4 separate regions of the Homo sapiens genome follow, and all the other regions are linked to region 1. Evidence: chromatin contacts called from ENCODE Hi-C or POLR2A ChIA-PET data. All regions are on one chromosome and are shown on one strand. The core of a region is the stretch at or near the end of the contact, and the rest is flanking DNA. Distances in the headings are between cores, read along the strand shown.

What was found. A loop is a pair of places that touch in the nucleus more often than their neighbours do. ChIA-PET counts read pairs that join two places held with the same protein, here RNA polymerase II (POLR2A). Pooled maps may share reads with other maps.
Region 2: a loop to region 1 is called in a map with no recorded cell type, with 8 times the contacts of the local background. The contact joins the enhancer-like site here to the promoter of GATB in region 1. A Hi-C loop is called at or near these places in 2 of 37 single-sample maps with no recorded cell type and 4 of 50 pooled maps. POLR2A ChIA-PET finds 5 or more read pairs at or near these places in 1 of 52 experiments (activated naive CD4-positive, alpha-beta T cell).
Region 3: a loop to region 1 is called in a map of CD8-positive, alpha-beta T cell, with 11 times the contacts of the local background. The contact joins the promoter of LRBA here to the promoter of GATB in region 1. A Hi-C loop is called at or near these places in 5 of 168 maps with a recorded cell type or tissue (CD4-positive, alpha-beta T cell, CD8-positive, alpha-beta T cell, naive thymus-derived CD4-positive, alpha-beta T cell and 1 more), 1 of 37 single-sample maps with no recorded cell type and 17 of 50 pooled maps.
Region 4: a loop to region 1 is called in a pooled map, with 4 times the contacts of the local background. The contact joins the enhancer-like site here to the promoter of GATB in region 1. A Hi-C loop is called at or near these places in 2 of 37 single-sample maps with no recorded cell type and 7 of 50 pooled maps.

Annotation. Positions count from the first base shown.
Region 1 is chr4:151,758,567-151,764,214 of GRCh38, reverse strand. GATB (glutamyl-tRNA amidotransferase subunit B) reads left to right here and starts at 3,208. Exons shown (of 13, transcript NM_004564.3): 1 at 3,208-3,408; 2 at 5,293-5,443. The coding sequence starts at 3,233. RefSeq lists an enhancer at 3,213-3,492.
Region 2 is chr4:152,634,447-152,640,094 of GRCh38, reverse strand. The region is part of intron 6 of TMEM154 (transmembrane protein 154); the gene reads left to right. Among named protein-coding and RNA genes, the nearest start is that of TMEM154, 43 kb to the left of the region's middle. Within about 2 kb of position 2,459, at least 3 of the 41 ENCODE cell types and tissues checked have a DNase peak (open chromatin) inside an H3K27ac peak, as active enhancers do.
Region 3 is chr4:151,012,949-151,018,596 of GRCh38, reverse strand. LRBA (LPS responsive beige-like anchor protein) reads left to right here and starts at 3,313. Exons shown (of 57, transcript NM_001364905.1): 1 at 3,313-3,395; 2 at 3,736-4,170. The coding sequence starts at 3,955. RefSeq lists a silencer at 2,744-2,893 and enhancers at 2,445-3,042, 3,394-3,523, 3,704-3,883.
Region 4 is chr4:152,326,298-152,331,945 of GRCh38, reverse strand. FBXW7 (F-box and WD repeat domain containing 7) reads left to right here. Exons shown (of 14, transcript NM_001349798.2): 9 at 1,078-1,214; 10 at 2,161-2,274; 11 at 3,557-3,738. Among named protein-coding and RNA genes, the nearest start is that of FBXW7-AS1, 8.6 kb to the left of the region's middle. Within about 2 kb of position 3,150, at least 2 of the 41 ENCODE cell types and tissues checked have a DNase peak (open chromatin) inside an H3K27ac peak, as active enhancers do.

The DNA of each region.
Region 1 (5,648 bases), core at 1,959-4,458:
TTAATGCAATTTTAACTGGAAAGATGTATACAAATAGATTTCGACATACATTGCCAGGATAGTGGAAACTGTCTCTTTTTCACTTTACTTGCAATTTTAATGTTTCTATTGAAATTATTTATTTCATTTAAAAAGTGGAAACTTAGAACCACCTGTATTACCCCCTCACATTGCACCCACATTGCTGAAGAAGCTATCTATCCTAGGACATTGGGTATTCATGTTATTTCCCCCATCGTGAACTAGTGAAAGGGAATGATTACAATTAAGCACAACTTAGATTTGAGAGAAAAAGTAATCTGTGTTCAGAAATCAATGTGGTTTTATTCATAGTTTTGAGTCAAATGCAGAGGTGAGCCAGTTCATTCCAACTCTGACATTCAAAGACCCACTGAAGAGCACTAAACAAAACCAAGCATGTTATTTTGACACATCTAACTACTGCCATTTATAAGTAACGACTCGAAATTCTGCTCTGCTTTACATAGCTTTTTAAAAACCTGTTCTAAATCTATTTGTACTGTGTATCAATTATATGGATAAAATAAGAGCCGAGAGGCTCTCCCTAAGAAAAATGTTGTTTTTGCTAGAAACTCTGCCCAGCTACCTTCTGAGTTCCTTGAAAATGAAAATCTCTGTGTCTCCCAGATGACAGCCACCTTGTCGGTGCAACCAAAATAGCTCTCGCAGCTGGAGAGCTGTCTATCAGCAATAGTTCTGACAGATATCAGATTTGGCATGCAGCAGGAAGGCTAGAAATGGTCCCACAGAAGGCGGTTTGGTGGGAGTATGACCAGCTAAGGAGCAAGGCAGGGGGAGCACTCAGAAAACAGTGCTCCTGTTTTCACAAGGAAAACTACAGGCATTTCGGGAAATGACAAATAGTCTTGAGGGAGAGGACAGCCAAAGAGATGGTTATTGACAAGTCTCTATTTCCACGATTAGTTCTATAGGATTTTTGAAAGGGCAATGATTAGATAGAGACAAGATGCAGGAAACTGGCCGGTTTCCGTTCGTGAAAGGAAGCAAATACACTTACATGCGTAGGATTTTTATCTCCTCTAGTGGTGGGGTGGGGCCTTTGAGGCGATAGCCTATTACTGAATAATACCGCTTCAGAAACAAAGATGAGCTTCCCTTATAGCGCGTTTTACCCGTAAGATTAGGATTTTCATTAAATGTGTTGCTCTCCCTTACAGTGGTTTTCAAAACATTCCCAATCTTCCATTTGATGGAGTGAATCGCCTTTTAAGGATGCTGATTACCAGCGATGAGGTAACAAGTGTCCCCCTCTCTTTTTAGCTAGAGATACAAGATTCCATTCTCCTCTGTTGTCCTAACAAAAGTGAAGCCATTTTGTGCTCAGAGGCAACTCTCCTGACCCCTAGTCTGGGCCAGAAAAACCTGAGGAGCTAAATAAGTAAAAGAAAGCTAGCTTACCTAGAGTAAAGGTGGAAAACATGGAAACTCAGAGGGAAGACTCTAGTAAAGGATCTAGAGAATCATCTGAACCTTAAATAAAGGGCAATAATTAGAGAGAAATTTTGGAACAAGTCTCCACCACTCCCTTCCAGTCCCTGTCATTTTTGTCATTTTCATCCTTGGTCAAATGACTGATACTTCTGGTGTGGCAATTTAGAACAGTGATAGTGGATGAAAAAGTAGAAAAGATGGAAAAAATAAATGATGACAATTTTAAGGACAGTAACTAAAGTTTCTTTCTTCCATATGGATATGCAATTGAAGTGTATTAAAGGAAAAGATCAAAGGTTACAGCCAACTAATCAATGGATTATTGATCAATAACTGAAAATCTATCAATGTGAAGTATACAAAATATGCAGCTTTTCCCCTTGCCCTGCTCTATACTCAGAATTAGGCATCACTGATGTCTACTTGATTTCTCCTCTTGAATGTCTCCAAGGCAACCAAACTCATATGTTTTCTTTGCAAACCTGTTCCTTTTCTGGTTTCCTTATCTCGGTGGATAACTTCATCAGCCAGTTGTGCAAACCAGAAATCCAGGAGTTATTTGTTTCTCCTAGCCTTCCACCATCATATCCAATCCATCAGAGTCCTTCAATTTTACTTCCTATATCTATCTCAAACAGATCCATTTCTCTTTGGCTCTGCCACCACCCTAACTCATCATCTCTCCCCTAAACAATTACTGCTCCAAAGGGCATCCACTCCATCCTTTGTCAAATGCATTCTCCACACTGCACTACTTTATTCAACAAATATTTTTAAGGAACCTACTTTGTACTGTAGTGAATAAGACAGACGAGGAATTTGTGGAAATAGAAGATAAACATCAGGCAGTCAAAAGCACTACGAGGACAATCAAAGTCGGGTGATGAAATAGAGAGTGGCTAAATGACTATTCTAGACTGTGTTCAAACACAAGAAATCGGTGGCAGTTTTAACAAGGGGTATTAGTTTTGACACAGGAAAATGAAGGAAGTCCGCTGGGACGATGGTATCTGCTCCTAGCATATAAGGAGTGTGTTTCTGATACTGGCCAATAATAAAAAGGAGGTTAAAATGTACATGAACATTCAATCTAGGGCTGTTTGTCTCCAATTACCTCTGCTTAAACATAGCACTTACTACCTATATGGAAGTATCTTATTTTTGTTAACTTCTGTATGTCTCCCTTCTTTAGAATGTAAGCTCCATGAACATGCGGGCCATAACTGTCTTGATCTCTGCAGTAACTACAGTGCCTAAGAGAACTGAGCCTGGCATTACGGTAGGCATGCAAATAAGTATTTGTTGCATTAACGCACAAATTGCTGAGTGAAGCAGGAGAGTAGACAGAGAATATAACGGATTGGGTTTGGGGGCTGAGGAAGTCTCTGCTGAGCTGTCAAGGTCATTTACTTCCCCTTGCAAGGTTAACTGGGTTATAAAATCCCGGCCACGCTTTAGCACCAAGCATCAAGCGCTCACACTCTAACTTATACACACGCTCACAGCCACAAACCTCTCCAACTCCCCGCTAGGAGGAGTCACACCTCCCCACCCAGAAACCCTCCCACCCTCTCCTCTATTTCTCCTTCCCTCCCCTCTCCGCGGGGTTCCGGCAGGCTTCGAATCACAATGCTCGCCGGGAATAGTAGTCTTCCGGTCCGAGCCTATGGCGTTTTTAATGCATTTCCAGAACTACGCTTCCCAGGGAGCCTCGCGGCATAGTGAGGCTGAGTCACCTGACCAAGACCCTGGAGTTACAATGGCGGCGCCCATGCTGCGCTGGGGCTGCCGTGGAAGACGTTGGGCTTTCGCCCGGGTTGACGGTGGTTCTTGCCACCGAAGAGGGGCTCCGACTGGGTCCACATCCAACCAGATTAGGGGAGAGAGCTCAGTGGCTCAGCAGCCCCTCCACACGGCCCAGAAGACGAGGAAAGGGTATTCTGTTTCATACATTTCTGCCCACCTAACTGTGAGGTGGAACTGCAGGACTGGGGAAATAATGGCAATTACGGCCCAGCTTCTAGACGTTTTGGCTGACGGGAGGGCGTTGAGTTATAACCTGGAGCCCCGAAACCTAAATAAAAGCACAAACAGACTTTCTATCAACTCCGCCCCCATATATAAACCACTGTTTTCAAATAGATGTAGTTGGGGAATTCGCGAGTGTAAAATAGCAAATATTTTCTTGAAGGGTGCACAGACAGAAGAGTGGATTCGGTCATCTTACTAATAGCACTAGCAGTGGGGACGGTGACACGAGAAGCGGGATCATATTTAGCTGATTTTATTTAGCGCTAGTATGGGCTGGCAGCGTTCTAAAGGTAGAAAGGGAGCCTTTACCTACAAGCTCTTGGTAGTGGTGGGTTATTGTCATTAGTCAGAAAACACTAGCTATCTGTGCAGGCGTTTTATGTTGGAATATGTGTGACTAGACCTAGGAGGACGCAGCCAAAAGAAGAGATACTCCCCCTGGTTATATGGAGAGTTTTGCTTATTTGGCCAGATATCCCCTGAACAGCTGTTTATGCTTCATTATGTAAGAATTAAATAGTTTCTCTTTAAATACAGAAACATATGGCAAGTTTCTAATATTTTGTTTATTCTTTGAGACTAGTTGGCATTATTTTTACTTTCAGTTGGAGGAACAGAGGGAAATTGTCCAGAAAGAAGTATTCAGTTTTGTATTCTTTTCGTGAATTAGATTGTTTCCTTGTGAATGGAAAGTACATTTTTTCTCTCATGTAATGGAAATGCAAAAATACTTTGAATGGTGCTTTACTGCATGCAGAATTTCTAATGAGTTCCTACTTTAATTCCCCTCCCTTATGGGCTGTGTTTCCAAACTTTAAAAAGAAGGACTTATTCTTGCAGTACTTCAGATATAGAACTTTATATGTTGAAATGATTGAAACAAAACAAAACGATGTAAAATATGTATATATATATATATGTATATACACAAAATTACTTGGGAGAAGAGCAGGATAGGAACATACATGGATTTCATAGGGAATAAGCACATTTATAAGGACCTGGAGAGGCCTATGTACAGACCCAACAGAGTAGGACTGACCAGATAAGAGAGATTATTATAGCATTTAACAGCTTCTTAGATTTGATAGCAAATAAGCATTAAAAAAGTAACCTGAAATTAGGTCTCAGGAATTGAAAGTGATTTGGGGGACCAAAAATATGCCGCATCAGATGGTTTAGTGTGGTGGAGTTTTGCAAAATTTTTTTAAGAGTATCATTTAGTGGTGATTTATTGTATCTGTGTCTCTCTGGTTATTATACATGCAAACCAAAACATGGTTGAGAATTTCCTTTTTAAATAAGAGACGTGGAACTATTTATCATTATTTCTCTAGTAGTAGAATGTTGCCATTTATGTTAATTCTAGATAATGTGGGAAAGATCAGCTTTCATCATTTACTGAGTGATTACTTGATAAGTTACAGTTAATTTGTTAAATGCCGCTTTTCACTGAAGTCAGCCAAGCAGTTGTCACCTGATACCCATTTCTAAATTGTTTTAAGACGCCAAATTGTTCCTTTCTCTATAGCCTTCATGTTTATATCATCAGCCTCCTGATGCCATGTTGTAAATGAATTTTAGTTTGCCAATCTCAGTGTAGGCGCTTATTCTAAATTGTTTTTTATTTAGTCACTGATAAAATATGACACATTTTTAATGTGAGGATATAACATTGTATTAAGTTTAAAACACATATAGGAAATTAACATTTGTGGTTTAGACTTATAGAAATTCATTCATGGTGACAAATATAATACATCTTAACCATTATCTCTTTCTTCTTAGTGAACACAAATGGGCTGCTGTGGTAGGTTTGGAAATTCATGCCCAGATTTCCTCCAACTCTAAACTCTTCTCTGGATCTCAAGTTCGCTTTTCAGCACCTCCAAATTCTTTGGTTTCTTTTTTTGATGCATCTCTACCTGGAACTTTGCCGGTAAGATTCTTATTTAATCCTATTTTCATTAGAAAAATGTTTATTTTATATTGAACATGGAAAATTATTTTCTTGTTTTAATAATAACACAACTCTTTGGAAATACTTATTTAGGGAGTTTTGGGTGAAGCGGGATATATTAAATGTTTTCTGAAGACCCATCTCTGTGATGCTGTTTCTAAGTCTGAATATATTCATACATGTA
Region 2 (5,648 bases), core at 1,210-3,709, 880 kb before region 1:
CAGTCACTTGTCACCAGGCAACCCCTGAAGCCTGAGCATCGCGAGGGAATACTGATTATTAGGCAATGGTTGGGGGCAGTCAGATGTTTATCTTCGGACCCTTTTCCTGCGTCTCCCCCCTAAACCTCACTTAAGAATTCACCATCCCAAATCTCTCCTCACATCACACCACCACAGTCTTACTCAGACAAACCTCAGCTCTGATGCCAAAGTCTATACCTATTGTAGATTTAGGTCAATATCACCACCCTAGGCATTTTCATGTTAAGATTATTGCCAGTTCAGGAAGGATTCTATCCTATTTAAAAGAGATTCCAGGTCATGCTTGGTGGCGCTTGCCTGTAGTCCTAGTTACTTGAGAGGCTGATGTGAGAGGATTGCTTGAGCCCAGGATTTCAGGATTGTAGTGAGCTATGATTGTACCACTGCATTCCAGCCTGGGCAACAAGCAAGAGCAAGACCCTGTCTCTAAAAGAAATGGGGAGAGAGAGAGGGAGAGAGAGGGGGAGAGAGAGAGAGAGAGAGATTGATTAACAAGCAGGTGGAAGAAAACAACAATGCCAGGGGGAATATTACAAAGGAATATTTTCCCCATGTTTTGATCTTACCTGGAAATATGTAACTATATATGTCTGGTATAGGGCTCAGATCACTACTAAAACTCCATAAATATCTTAAGTATCTTATTACTCTATCACTGATGAGCAACCTCAATGATGCTAAAAACTACCCTCAGTGGTTTTTACATTCCTGCCTTTTGCTCTTTGAAATTGTTGGCAACATGGAAGAAGCTTAACATTACAGAATTGTATGGCAGTGAAATCTTCTTAAAAATCAGATTTTTGGCCAGGCAATGTGGCTCATGCCTGTAATTCCAACACTTTGGGAGGCTGAGGCAGGCAGATCACCTGAGGCCAGGAGTTCGAGACCAGCCTGGCCCACATGGTAAAACTCCATCTCTACTAAAAATACAAAAATTAGCCAGGCGTTGTGGCGGGCACCTGTAATCCCAGCTACTTGGGAGGCTGAAGCAGGAGAATCCCTTCAACTGGGAAGGCGGAGATTGCAGTGAGCACTGATCACACCATTGCACTCCAGCCTAGGCAACAAGAGTGAAAGAAATTCTGTTTCAAAAAAAAAAAGTCAGATTTTTGAAATAATGAGAAAATGAGCTAGAGCCTTCACATAGTTAAATGATTGTTTTAAAAGGGAAGGTCTACATTCCACTGTGGGTCCAGAGCTGTGTGGCATTCACAGGATGGCTGTCAGGCCTTCACTTTATGCCCTCTCGTAATGCCAGCACCAGCATTCGAGAACCAAGAATGGCAAGTCCCAGATCTTTGTACCACTAGGCACTTTCTGATTACTTCAAAGGTTATTATGATATTGCAAAGTTAATTTTTTATTCATTAAAAAATCTAAGAAAAGTACATTGGATTTAGAACAAAGCCCAGAACAAAGTAAGTTCTCAATAAGCACTGGTTATTGCTAGTATAATTATTAGGAAGTTAGGACTGATGTACAGAAACTCACTGCCTTTATACTAAGACCCAGCTCACTGGATTAAAAAAAAATTCACTTCCTTTATCCTAAGCCTGTATCCTAAGACCCAGACACATCAATACTGGTGGGCGAAGCATTATTTTTGTCCCTGTGTTCCCTGGTGGTTTCTTTCTGGACCTACCAATCCTGGGAAATCAGGAATTTGTTTGATCTACTATGAGACTTTCAGTTCTCCTTAATTACTGGCATAGGCCCATTAATGTTGGTGATTTCAGAATAGTCCACTTATCACTCTGGAGTTTTTTGGTGTTTTGTTGTTTTGTGTAGAGACAGACTCTCATTCTGTTGTCTAGGCTGGAGTGCAGTGGTGTGATCCCAGCTCACTGTAGCCTCAACCTCCTGGGCCTAAATGATTCTCCCAACTTAGCCTCCAGAGTAGTTGGGACCACAGGTTTGTCCACCATGCCTGGCTAATTTTATTTTACTTTATTGTGGTGACAGGGTCTCCTTATGTTGCTCAGGCTGCTTTCAAACTTTTGGGCTCAAGCAATCCTTCTGCTGCCTTGGCCTCCCAAAGTGTTGGGATGACAGGAGTGAGCCACTGTGCCTCGCCCAGTCTGAAGTTTTTAAAAGGATAGTAACACCTTATAATTTGGATAATCTTTCTTTTCTGTCATAATTTTATGTACATTTCTTTTTCCTATCCTAATGTTTTAATTAAATTGATAATCCATAAAATGTTTACTTTGAGTATCTACCCTGGGACAAAAATAAGATTTCTTTTTTCTCTAAAAGCTTGTGAATTGTTATAGATACAGGTGGAAAGTGCATTTGTGGGTCATTGGACTTAGAAGACTCATTTTAAGACCTAATTTGAATGCTTGTTTGTTCTTTAGACTAAAACAAGTCACTTTAGCTCTCTGAGTTTTAATTTCTTCATCTTGAAAAATGGAAATAAGAACATCTGTCCTTCTAGTTTCACAGGATGATATAAGAGAATGAAACCACCTAGCTAGGTTTTATTTTTATCTTAATTTTTTTTTTTCGAGACTGAGTTTCATTCTTGTTGCCCATGCTGGAGTGCAATGGTGCAATCTTGGCTAACTGCAGCCTCTGCCTCCTGGGTTCAAGCAGTTCTCCTGCCTCAGCCTCCCAAGTAGCTGGGATTACAGGTACCCACCACCACGCCTGGCTAATTTTGTATTTTTAATAGAAATGGGGTTTCACCACATTGGTCAGGCTGGCCTTGAACTCCTGACCTCAGGTGATCCATCCACCTCAGCCTCCCAAAGCGCTGGGATTACAGGCGTGAGACACCGCACCCGGCAGTAGCTAAGTTTTAAAGCACCACGCAAGTGAAACTAATTATTCTTATGCAGTGGCAATTGTTCTTCCCCCTCCCACACTGGGATTTTAAAAGATTATTTTTAGGGCAGTTTTAGGTTTACAGCAAAATTGAGCAGAAAATACAGAGTTCCCATATACCCTCTGCCCTCACACATGCACAGCCTCCCCCATTATCAACGTCCCCCATCAGAGTTCTACATTTATCACAATCAATCAACCTACATTGACACACCATTATCACCCAAAGTTTTCCATTGGCTTTTACCTTGTGCATGATTCTTCCTCTGTCATTGAAGTAGTATACAGGTGAATTTAATGCTTCAGAAAGTATGTAACAGTCATTAAAAATTGAATTTAGTGGAAGACACACTTCTCCTTTCTCCTGATAAACAAAGCCTTCTGGAATTCATTTACAGGGTTCCACTTTCCTTGATGCTAGAAAGACATGCCTGACATAGAACCTCTGTTATCTATTAAGTCCATAGAACCTACGACCACCATGCTTCTGGGAAAAGGGAGTCAATCTGATAACCATCCTACACTGAATATACCACATTGTGTGCAAAGACTTCAACTCTTCAAGCTTGTCTTGTTAGGGTCTGTAATCTCAGGCCTTTCAGAACTTTATCCTTGTCTCATTGGCCAGTCTTGTTCATTACTTTCCTCTGTCCTCATTGAATGGATATTCTTCCTGAGCTATGGAATCCGAAAGACAGCACAGGATTTTAATAAGGACCAGAGATGTACAAAATACTATGAGAAGTGGACACTATGGTTTTCATGTTTGAAAGAAATCAATAGGAAAAGCAACAAAGGAATCATGGGGGAGGGGAGTGTTTCATATTCTTATTTTCCATCTTAGCATCTTTTCCGTGATTCATACCTGCTATGTGCCTGGCACTGCCCAGGGGCAAAGTGTCAGTGGGAGGAGGGTGCTAGGAGGGGTCTGCCCTCAAGTTGAAGAGAATTTCATCCCTGATCTGGTTAAGCATTGCCAACACATGGTAACGACAGAAAACAGATCCTTTTGGTTGGTTTTATTATTGTTTTAACTTCTGTGTAGAAAACACACTCCCTTATTGCCTAACCCCACACTCACAACACCCTCCCAAATGCCACTAGATAGTGGTGCAAACAAGAAAAAGTCCCTTTTATCATGACTCTTCCAATCTAGCCAGCCTCTTCCTTCTTCTGGAGGCATTTGTAGTTAGACGGTTTCCTGAAAGCTTCGTGTTTCTGTCTCTGCAATCTCAGATGAATAACCACAGACAAGGAATCGCAAATATTAGCCAAATGCCTGTCTTCTTTCCTCTTATATCTCTTGACCACAGGGATGATTTTACATTAAGCAGCAACATAGGGAAAGATTAGGGAAAGAATTAGATGTGGTTCTGCTCAAGTGGATTTATAATTTTGAAAATACAGTAATAATTACAGCAATAGTAAGACATTTACATCACATTTTCTATATGCTAGTGCCTAAGAAATTAACTAAGAGAGAGTGACAGTATATCTGTTCTTATAATAATTCTACTGTTTATTCTATAGTTTATGTTTCTGAGCTCGATGTCATTATAAAAAGGAGTTGCTTCACTATTTTTCAGGAAAAATTTAGGTTAGTTTAATAGAGAATTTTGTGGATTTCTTCCTGTTTCATCCCTTCTCTTTGTCATTTTTTGAGAAAGTATAATTTTTGATGTAGGTTTTCAAAAGACATTTATTGAGCACTTAATATGTGCCTGACACTGTCTACATCATGTCAAAACAACCAGTTAAAAATAAAATAATTTGAGTAAACTTAGAACTCAGAGAGGTTAAGTGGCTTGTTCAAGTTCACATGGCAGGTTCGTAGCTGATAAAGCTCAATCTAGAGAAAAGTTTCTTTTAAAAATGTATTTTCATTCTCTTTTATTATTTTGTTAAAATAAGAGATATTTCATAAATTAAAAGACAAATTATAGATTAGAAAAAGAAGAACACTCAGCAGCAAGAAAGCCAGCCACCATGAGGCTAATACAGGAAAGTACTCGGTGAATGGTGTGTCTGTCACTCAGCACAGTCATTGACAACACTTAACCATTAATTGCAAGAAAACAGCAGTTTTATGCGAGCTTTTTTTGGCCTGTCTGCTCAGTTAAATCTTTGTGACCACTTCTAATTTTTTTCTTTGTGCAGAGGCTGCTTTCCTCTTTTCTTCTTTAGTCCCTCAAAGTCATTTAAACGTATATAGATCCTTCTTGACTTACAGTGGGGTTAGGTCCAGAGAGACACATTGTAAGTAAAAAAATCTGAAGTCAAAAATGCATGATATTTTCAAATTATAATGTTTATCTAGAGATAGCCCCATCATAAGTCAAGGAGTGTAGTGAATACATATCAATTTTGCTCCATTGTAAAGTCAAAAAAATTGTAAGTTAACCACTGTAAGTCAGGGATCATCTGTAATTCAAGTATTAAGTGTCAGATTCTCTCAAATCTGAGCTTGATATTATGAGGGATACAAAGTAACAGTTTATAATCCTGCAGGATGATAACCTCAAATAATATTATTAAAACACAGATGCACGTGCGCACGTGTGTGTGTGCATGTATGTGTTGGATGAGAGAAGATGTACTTACTTTTAAAAACCACAGCATTGCTTGAATAGTGGCCCAGATTATATCCACAACACGGGCATGATCTATGTGCATGACTAGGCTTGCCTCTGATGTTAGCCAGATGCATTACCTCAATCATTCCACCTGAGACCAGGCCTCTTGCAGGAAGGAGAAAGGACATTCTATTGAAGAGAAAGGGA
Region 3 (5,648 bases), core at 2,064-4,563, 750 kb after region 1:
GCATATATATATATATATATATATATATATATGTATTTTTTTTTAGATGGAGTTTCTGCTCTTACTGCCCGGGCTGGAGGGCAAAGGTGTGGTCGTGGCTCATTGCAACCTCTGCCTCCCGGGTTCAAGCGATTCTTCTGCCTCAGCCTCCAAGTAGCTGGGATTACAGGCACCCACCACAACGCCTGGCTATTTTTTTGTATTTTTAGTAGAGATGGGGTTTCACCATGTTGGCCAGGCTGGTCTCAAACTCCTGACCTCAGGTGATCTGCCTGCCTCAGCCTCCCAAAGTGCTGTGATTACAGGCAGGAGCCACTGTACCCGGCATTTAGAAATATTTGGTTAATTGTCTGTGTTCATTGTTTCATCAGTAGAACAGCATTAACAGTGAGCTTGCAAATTTATGAGCTACAAACCTTAGCCCTAGATCATTTAGACTGTGATCACTCTGTGTTGGGGGCATTTTCATTATTATCATCTGCTTCTTAATGGAAGACATTTATTCATTTAACAAATACTTAATTAGCACTTATATGACAGATATATTAACACACCATTTGCCCCATCTGAGGAGACAAACTCCGATGAGAGGCCTTTTAGGATTAATGCCTCACTTTAGAAATACGGATGTGTGAAAGGTCAAGTGAAAGTTGTGTCTCTTCTGCAGGCACACCCTACTCCCCCTTATTCCAGAGTTATTCATTAATGATGTGAAACAAACTTGAGGTGTTTAGTTTTTCAGAGATTTCAGAAATGGGAAGCCACTGATGTCGCCTTTTACTTTGGAAATGTGTTGGCAATTCGGATCATCAGAAAGATGTCTGCTTCATCTCTGGAATATCTAAGTCTACTTACAGAAAACAAATCTTTAACAAACATTTGCAACCACATGAGATTTGGTGCAGTTGAATTCATTTTAGTATTTTTAAAACGTGTAACACTTTTCTAAAGAAAATATCCCCTTGCTTGTTCTTCTGCTTCTTTTTTAAAAAAATAGAGACCTTGGTCGGGTACGGTGGCTCACACCTGTAATCTCAGCACTTCGGGAGGCTGAGACGGGCAGATCACCTAAGGTCAGGAGTTTGAGACCAGCCTGGCCAACATGGTGAAACCCCACCTCTACCAAAAATACAAAAATTAGGCGGGCTTGTAATAAAAATAAAAAAAATTAGCGCATGCCTGTAATCCCAGCTACTTGGGAGGCTGAGGCAGGAGAATCGCTGGAGCCCGGGAGGCAGAGGTTAAGGTGAGCCGAGATTGCGCCATTGCACTCCAGCCTGGGCAACAAGAGCGAAACTCCGTTTAAAAAAAAAAAAAAAAAAAGAGCACGGGTCTTGCTGTTGCCTAGGCTAGTCTCAAGTGATCCTCCTGCACTAGCCTCCTAAAGTGTTGGGATGACAGGTGTGAGCTACTACACCCAGCCCTCCCTTGCTTTTTGCGTCTGTTACCTTTTTCTTCCCAAATTTCCATGTGAGAGTTAAAATTGTCTTTTTTTTTTTTTTTTTTTGAGACAGAATCTCGCTCTTCCTCTGTCACCCAGGCTGGAGTGCAGTGGCAATTCTCCTGCCTCAGCCTCCCGAGTAGCTGGGATTACAGGCGCCTACCACCATGCCTGGCTAATTTTTGTATTTTTAGTAGAGACGGGGGTTTCACCATATTGGTCAGGCTGGTCTTGAACTCCTGACCTCAGGCAATCCATCTGCTTGGGCCTCCCAAAGTGCTGGGATTACAGGCGTGAGCCACCGCGCCCGGCTTCTGTCCACTTCTCAAGGCCATCTCAAATAACTTTTTCTTCAGGAAACTATTTCTCAAACCACTATAATTTTTTCCTAAGTTCTCTAGAATTCTTCCTTTGTTTAATCCCACTTTTTGCTTCACTTTCATTTTAGGAGCTAGGCGTATTTTTAAAAAGGCCCTTTGACCTCAAAGGATACACGTGGGTGAAAAACCACCTTCCTCTAAATTTATTTTTCACTCACTAGGAAGAATGGTTTACTGTTAATAGCGGGTGGAAAGAAGGGACACTGAGTATGAGGACCTATCTGTACTACCTAATATAATTTATCTTTTGATCTACTCTGAGAATGACGCGAGCCTAATCTTCACATTGGAAAATCACGAGAGGAAAAAACCCTTCGGAGGTCTACAGGCACAAGGAACCCTGTCTCCACGCTGTTTATAGCAGCTGTCTCAGGAATCCTCTGCCTAGAATGAATGTGGGAGAGGTTTCGTGGCGCGGCAGCTGCAAAGCAAGGAATCTTTCCCATTCCTCGTCGACTCGGTCCCCTCCCCTCCCCTCCCGAATGGCGGCAGCTGCCGAGGTATCCCAGTGGAAATCTCCAAGTCTCCGCCGAGAGCGGCGGGCGGGCAACAGCTGAAAGCAGCCAGGGGTGGGGACTCCTCGCTCCCATTGGGCAGGGACAGCAGCCTCACTGGCTCCAGCGCCGTCACCTCTCTGGCTCGTAGAGGTGCCTCAGGTGTTCTTCTCCAAGTCCAATGAGACACCTAGGCAACGCAGCGCGTGTTCCCTCCGCGCCAAGAGACCCTACGGTAACTTAACAACAGCAGGAGCGCCAAAATCCCCGCCTCAGGACTTGGCAGAAGCACCTCCCGAGGTCCGAGAGTGGGAGAGGGGAAAGTGTAGGCCCTCGGACGGAAGGGTCTCTCCTCGCCGGGCCGGGTACACACCTGGTGCTACCAGAGCAGCGCGCCTAGTGCAGCCGGAAGCCCCAGCCCAGCACTCCGGCTGGCTCGGGGCCCCCTTGGCTGTCCGCGCGTCGTCACCGCGCCCCCGCCGCGCGGCTGCCTCCGCCTTCGCGCCCTCCCGCCCCGCGCACTCGCGCTCGCGCACGCGCACGCCGCGCCCGGCAGCACTCGGCGCTGTCATGGCGGCCGGGAGCAGCTTCAGTGGGCACACGACAGCCGCGCGACCCGTGGCGGGGCGAGCTGTGGCAGTAGCATCCTCACCACTCGCAGCAGCCTCAGCCGCGGCGCCCGTAGCGCCAGCAGCGGCTGCTTTTGCAAAGGCTGAGCGCAGGGGCGGGGCGGGCCAGGAAGCCATGGAGTTCTGTGCAGCCGCGGACTCCCGGGGAGCGGACTAGGGAAACTTGGAGGCTGCGACCAGGTGCACTGACCTCTCTGTCCTCCCTTCTCTCCCTGCGGTGGCCGCTGGGTTTCTCTGGCCGCTCCCCTCCCTTCCTGCCACCACACACACCTCCCCACCCCTTCCCGTCGAATCTCAGGTGCCTGAGAGAGGTGCTTCACTCCTCCCACTGGGCCGAGCATTTAGAATAATCACCGCCCCCTTCCCCCGCCTTTTCCTGCCCTGGATCTCCGCCGCCACCTCGGTCTCGCTGCTCCTGGGCGGGGGGTGAGGACGAGTCCGGAGTATCTGGGTGAGGAAGAACTTTCTACCTCTGTGATAGCTTGTGGGCCCCCCTTCTTTCCTCCGATCCCTCCTTTCCCCGCGACAGTTTCTCTTTCTAGTGCACCTGTGAGGAGAGGTTACCCTGCGCCTAGAACCTGCACGAGAGTGGGGGAGGAGTGAGCCTGTTCGGGGGCCTCTTGGACCTGCCTTCACCCAGAACCCAGCTTTTTGAGCCCGGGAGAAGCGGGTGGCTAGTAGTGGGGTGCCTTTAGTAACTTACTTGACCGACAATAACTATTTCCCTCTTGTCCCCTCAAAACCCTAAAACAAAACCTAGCCTATTTAACATATATTTAATCTTCCAATAGGGTTTGGCGTTGTTGTCAGCCTCGGGGAGAGAGATTGGACAAATATTCTCCAAGAGGAGGAGGGCGACGCCAAGGACTTTCCACATCAACTGCTTTGGGGTATCTCCACAAGTTGGAAGAGGGACCCTTTCGTTTTGCATTGCGTGTGTTGTGCTCATTACCAGTGCAGCGACTGCCGTCCCAGGGTGACTCTGAGTTGTCCTTTATCGTGAGCTAGCAATGGCTAGCGAAGACAATCGTGTCCCTTCCCCGCCACCAACAGGTGATGACGGGGGAGGTGGAGGGAGAGAAGAAACCCCTACTGAAGGGGGTGCATTGTCTCTGAAACCAGGGCTCCCCATCAGGGGCATCAGAATGAAATTTGCCGTGTTGACCGGTTTGGTTGAAGTTGGAGAAGTATCCAATAGGGATATTGTAGAAACTGTCTTTAACCTGGTAAGTCCATGAATATTTTATAAGCATATACTCTTTTCAGTGGGTTGGGGAACAAGATCTTAAAGCTGGAGCCATGTGGTTTACTCACACTGATGGTGACTTTTTTCGTGTATAGGGACACAAAATTCTACTCACCTAAATGAAACAATTTCATCTGTTTTTTAGATTGAAGGGAATTGTGCAAACTTAGATGATCCAGGTTTTGTGAAAGTGAACACATCACTTTTGTGCTAAGGAAATAATTGTTGCTATGGAAGTATTGGGGGGAGGTTCTAGCGGAGGAGTTATCTCTAATTTTTTTTTTCTTGGCTTGTATGCCTAAGTCTGCGTTTCCCTTTACCACTTTAAATAATTTCTTGTGACCTTTTTTTGGACTTGAGAATTAATGTCTTTGATTCTGTCGAAGTTATGTTTTGCTACAATAAGTTTAAAAATTTGTTTGTAGTGCTGATGCAAGATTAATTTGCTGCAAAGTTAGTATTTTTAATTTTGACTAGTTTTATTTTTAGACATAACTAACAAAAGTTAAATTGGTGATGAATTTAGGATTGCATTTAAAGTAATCTTGTGAAAATTGAATGGCAATATGAAAAAAGGAATTGAAGCAGATACAGTATAATTTTTATGTGTTTTATAAATTCATGTCTAGCAGGAAAGCATAGTTAGTCATTGGAAGTTGCTGATTATACTAAGATGAGCTATGAATGCTTTTTTTCGGGTGGGGGTGGGAGGGGGATGAGGCCTCTCTATGTTGCCCAGGCTGTTCTCAAACTCCTAAGTTCAAGCTATCCTCCTGCTTCAGTCTTATGAGTAGTTGTGGCTATAGGCATGCATCACTGTATAGGGCTTAAATTGTTTTTAAATTGAGGTATAATTCATATATTATACAATTCTACCTTTAATTAATTCATTAACTTATTTATTTAGAGATGAGGTCTCACTCTGTTGCCTAGGCTAGTTTTGAATTCCTGGGTTCAGGCGATTCTCCCCTCTTGTCTCCTAAGTAGCTGGAACTACTGGCATGCGCCATTGTGCCTGGCTTGGTTATCATTTATAATGGAGACTTTTTAGATTTCTTTATTCCAGCCTCTCTTGCCCATCAACTTAAAGAATCAAAAGGAAATCTGGCCCTAAAATACTTCCCCCTTTTCTACCTACCCACCTGTGTTAGAGGATAACAGGACCAAATATAAACATGCAGTTAATTGTAATAACTGTTTAGCACCTTTCCCTTTGCCTCTTTTCAAGGTTAGGCTTGTTTTATTCTGGGGCAGTTAATTATTTCTTTCACTAGACCTTCTCTAATGGTCTGGTCACCTGCAGTACAACTTCTAGAATAAGAAAGTAGCTAGATGGAATTCTGGCCGGGCGTGGTGACTCACGCCTGTAATCCCAGCACCTCAGGAAGCCGAGGCGGGCACATCACTTGAGGTTAGGAGTTTGAGACTGGCCTAGTCAACATGGTGAAACCCCATCTC
Region 4 (5,648 bases), core at 1,901-4,400, 570 kb before region 1:
CATTGATGGTTAGTCCAGTTAATAAAGGTTTGAGGTAAAGATCCAGGGTGCTTGGTTTGTCATCCTGCTTTTGACCTCTGTAGGGCTTGGATTAATCAGTGAAATCTTCATTCTTAAGTATTTGCATACATAAAGTGGAATTAATCTGTGCCTTCCCTTCTTCCATATAATCATTTTTTAAATGATCTTTTAAAAATTGTGATAACATGTATGTAATTTATCAGTTTAACCATTTTTATATGTACAGTTCAGTGGCATTAAGTACATTCACATTGTTTTGCAACTACCATCTGTGTTCAGATTCACTACCATCTGTGTTCAGAACTTCATCATCTTCACATGAAACTCCATGCCCCCTGTTCTAACTCCCCATTATTCCTCTCCACAGCCTCTGGCAACCACCCTTTTACTTTCTGTCTCTATGAGTTTGACTACTCTAGGTACCTCATATAAGTGAAATCATACAATATTTTTCCTTTTGTAATCAGCTTATTTCACTTAGCATAATGTCTTCAAGGTTCATCCATGTCATAGCATGTGTCAGAATTTCCTTTATTCCATTGTGTATATGTATCTAATGCTACATTTTGTTTATCCATCTTTCGATGGACCCTTGGATTGCTTGCACGTTTTAGTTACTGTGAATAATCCTGCTATGAGCATGGGTGTACAGATGACTGTTTGAGACTCTGCTTTTAATTGTTTTGGTTATGTATCCAGAAGTGGAATTGCTAGATCATATGTTAATTCTGTGTTTGTTTTGGGGAACCACCAGACTATTTTCCACAGCAGCTGCACCATTTGCACAAGCATTCCAATTTCCTCACATCTTCACCAACATATTTTAGAATCATTTTGAGAAATGAAATAGTGAATACAAAAATATGCCATATAGAATGTAAACTTTACATTATTGCTACATACTGTGATAACAGTATTGGAAATTTGACAATGTCTTGCATTTCAGTGGTTTTGAGCAGAGAGATGGAATACTCTTTATAAAGATGGAATACTTTATAAAATGTATAACTGTTATTATTGGTGAAGGCAATTTACTCTTGAACTGTAACACTTTAGGGATTGATGAACCATTGCACATCAAGAGAAGAAAAGTAATAAAACCAGGTTTCATACACAGTCCATGGAAAAGTGCATACATCAGACAGCACAGAATTGATACTAACTGGAGGCGAGGAGAACTCAAATCTCCTAAGGTAACTGAACTCTGCACAATGTAACAGAAACCGTTAATCAGTGTTAGTACCTAGTGTACTATTTCACTTGGCAAACTGTATAATATGACACTCCTCTTCTGTAGAAAGAAAACCGTATATTTTAAAATAACTGAAAGTATTAACTGACAATATTCTTTTATTGCTAATTTCTCTAATCTGACAACTAATTGTGCTTGAATAAAAGATAAGTTAAATTGAGTATCTTTTTATCTTACGTAAATGAAAATCTCTCAATATCCTATTGAATTTTACTGTGTCATACACATTCTACCTAAGAATTTGCTGCCTCCTCTGATCACATACTCCAAACATGATTTTTTGAGGAGTGTCTGTGTTTTGGATTTGGTGACTTTTGTGTGTCTTATTTTTACAAATTGAAGCATAATTCTGGTTTTCTGTCTAATAACATTTCAAATACATAAAGAATGGTAAAAACACTTGAAATTATTGGGCGTATTTTTACAACTGGAAAAAACCAATTTGGGGAGACATTGTTATACTAATATGTATATATTATGATTTTTTTTGTTTTAAGAATGCTAATAATTGTTACTCTTTGTGGTTAATAGATGCTTATTTTGTTCTTGTGTGTCAAAGTTGTAAAAATTAGAGGCATATTCTTCTGGTTTGAACAGATGGAATAGATTATTGTCAAATACATTGGTGTTTGAACCATCTTTATGAGGTCTTGATGCAGTAAAACTTTAATAGTTGATGTTTTGAGTATAAATAATAGACTATGGAAACAATAAAATGTTTAATTCTGGATTCGTCAGCCAGGAAAAATAATGCTTTATATAAATTTAAATTCTAGAGATAGACTACAAATTACTGTTCCTGTTTATGCCTTCATTTTTCTCTTCACCAGTATTTTAAAGAACATAATTTAATTAACATATTTCTAATCTGCACATCTTTCTTATAGGTGCTGAAAGGACATGATGATCATGTGATCACATGCTTACAGTTTTGTGGTAACCGAATAGTTAGTGGTTCTGATGACAACACTTTAAAAGTTTGGTCAGCAGTCACAGGCAAAGTAAGTTTACTCTTCCTACACTTCACAAAGTCATAATTTTGTGTATATCATTGCAAGTAGCAACTGGAAAAAAGAAAACAATAATTCATTTTTGATTCTTAGTTATTTGGATAGCAAATATCAGAGCTCATAACTTAGCTTTTTTCCCCATATTTATGAAAGCCAATGGCATGAGGATAGTGATGCTTCTCATGATAGAGGTTTCATTAATTTTTTTTCATTTACATAGTTTGTCTATCTTTGTGACAGATACTTTAACATTTTCAAGGGTGCTTTATGTTTTTCTTGGCTCAATTTTTCCCCACTTTTATTTACTATCTAAGTTATACCTCATTACTTTGTAATGTTTTTCAAAAGTATGGTTGAGGGATATTTATTTTTCCTTATAAACTGCTTTGTTGATAACCTACCTGTAGTTTAGAACTTAATAAATCATGTTAATTTATACTTATCTCAAACCCTTGTGAGATGAGAGTGGACAAGGCATTTAAATGTTAAGTTTGAAGAAAAAGCCCAAGCAATCAGCTTGACTGTGTACCATATCATACCTTAATGATTCTCTAGTGAATATTTATTTTTATCTGTCCAGTAGAGAATATTTTCATGAATTAAGTAATTGCCACCTAAAAAATAACAGAAGAGAGTATGAAAACAAAAAAAAATCCATGTCTTTTAAAATGTCTTTTACCATGTTGCTTCTTGGCAAGTATCTTATAAATATTCCAAGTCAGATGTTAAAATTTTTTAAAGCAGCTTTATATTTCCATAGTGTAATATTAGTTTGGGATTTATTACAGGGCTTTAATGTCTGTCTTTACTTGTCTAGAAGTAGCTTCACTGGCTCCTAACTACTGCCCTGGGGCAGATTCAGATGAAATGTGGTATGTAGCCACACCCAATACTGTTGGCATACTTTCATTGAATCTATTCCCATGGAAGAAACCCAGTTGCAATTTCAGTATTATTTCATCAAAGAGGCCAGGCCAGAGCTATCATAACTGCTTTCATGTCGTGTTTCCTTTTTATTATATCATGTTTTATATCATATGTTTGCTTTCTACATACTACATACACAATTGCTTGTGCTTATATAAATTTATAATGCTTTTGAATAAACAAAACAATAAATAGTGATGGGATCATTTTATACGGATGTAATATTTTCTGAAGAGCCAAACAAATTAAATAAGTAACTTTACTCCAAATTTTAATGAGCTATTAAATTTTATTTAAATCACTTTTCCTTTCTACCCAAAAGTAATCATCTTAAGTGTTTTTCCAGTGTCTGAGAACATTAGTGGGACATACAGGTGGAGTATGGTCATCACAAATGAGAGACAACATCATCATTAGTGGATCTACAGATCGGACACTCAAAGTGTGGAATGCAGAGACTGGAGAATGTATACACACCTTATATGGGCATACTTCCACTGTGCGTTGTATGCATCTTCATGAAAAAAGGTAAGGGAAAATCTTGTCATGGTTGGGACTTCTTCCTCTATTATTGGTGAATTTGGGCCCTTTCTGTGTAGAGTTACTGAAATAGTGACAGTGTGCTCTTAAATTAGATTTAATTATTACACTTCAGATGTTTCTATTCTAGGAAAGCCATAGCGTTTTGTCTTAAAATTGGTGATTGTCTGTAAATTTCCTTTCTCATTTGCTAGTGTTGTCAGCTTCCTGTTTGAAACTCTCTACTCTCTAATCTCTAATCCTTTTTGTTGTTCTGTATCTTTGATGACTCATCATATTCAAGCAGAAATCATGTTTTCTCTCTCTTTTTTTGATATTCTTATTTCCGCAAGTGGGACAAATTCAGGCTTCAAGCGTCTGAGCCTTTTTAAATTACCTACCCACCTTACACCCACCCTATCTCTAAGTCTAGGCAAAAGCTGAGGCCTGTGGGTAATTTGTTCTCTCATTCTGAACTATTGTCACAGCTTTCTAACTTGGTTATCTTATGTTTTATACAGCTGACATATAGTCCTTTTATAATTATGATAGTGTCACTGCCCAGTTCTTAAGTCTTTTTGAGCCTACTGTTGACTAACGAATTAAGGAAGAAATCCTCGATCCAGTTTTCAAAATGGTTTCTGCCAAACTGGACTTTTTGACTTTCTCTTCTCAGTGCCTTTGCTGTTGCTTTTATCTCCTCCTGTAAAGCCCTCCTATTAAAATCCTATCTTTCTATTATCGTCATCATACCCCTGTTAAACAAGTGTGATTTCTACCTCATTTGTCAAAAAAGGTCTCTCTGAAAGGTCCTTACAGTGAATCCATGGCAGTCTTTACCTTTAATTCTGTCTATCGCATCTTCTTTATTAAGAACAATTACATTAAGCAGATTTCACACCAGATTTGTAATATGTGAAAAGGAGTACCTTTTCAATTGTCATTTACCTCTACTTTGAACAGTGTGCTATACTGTTAAAATTTGGGGGATGAGTATCAAGAGACCTTGTATTCCAGTTTCCATTATGTTCTCTCAACATTAGGTTCTCAATTAAAGGGTTCTCTCAACCCTTTAATTATCTACTTTTTTAAAATATGGAAACTGTGGTATTTCTTTATCTCTTCAGAATGACATAAGGATACCTGAGTTTTCAGCTTTGTTTTGTAATCCAAAAGTGATTACAGTATTTGTATATTGCTCTGGTTTTCAGAAGAGTATAGCGCTGATGTTGAACCAAATGTTTAAGGGATAGCCATTGTTTTTAAAGATGTACATATCTTTTAAAATCTTTATCTCTTAATATTTTTATAGCCTATTGCATATTTATAAATCTAATCATTAAAAGCATAAGCAGCCTGTGTTTGAGGACATGTCTAAAACTGGTTAATTTTTACTGGAATGTATAGTGTAAACACAAATCTGCAGCTGTTTAAATTCCAAATTCTGACTTGTTTTGTTGTATAAACTTTATTGAATTTTTTACCTAATCACAAGGGAATATATGCATTCATAATTGAAATTTTGGAAAATGGCAAAGAACATAAAGAAAATTTAAATTCTTTAAACCACTACCACCTAGAGTTCTCCCATTAACATTTTATACATATGCCCACATTAACATTTTATTTCTAAAATCAAAATCTTATTGTATATATTTAGAGGCAGCTTCTGCTGCTTTTTAAAAAATACAGTACAGTGGTTTTCAAACTCAGTCCCACAGAACCTTAAGGTGCTGAACCTAAGGTCCCCAGGTCAGGGAACCAAGCATGCAGCATTCTAGGCTTCCCAACTTCCCATTCCCTTATTATGTTTATATACCAAGGTTTTACATAGGATTTCTTTTGAAAATGGTTGTTGCTGTGTAAAAAAAAAAAAAAAAAAGCTAAAAAACCTTGACTAAATCTACCATGTTTTCTCA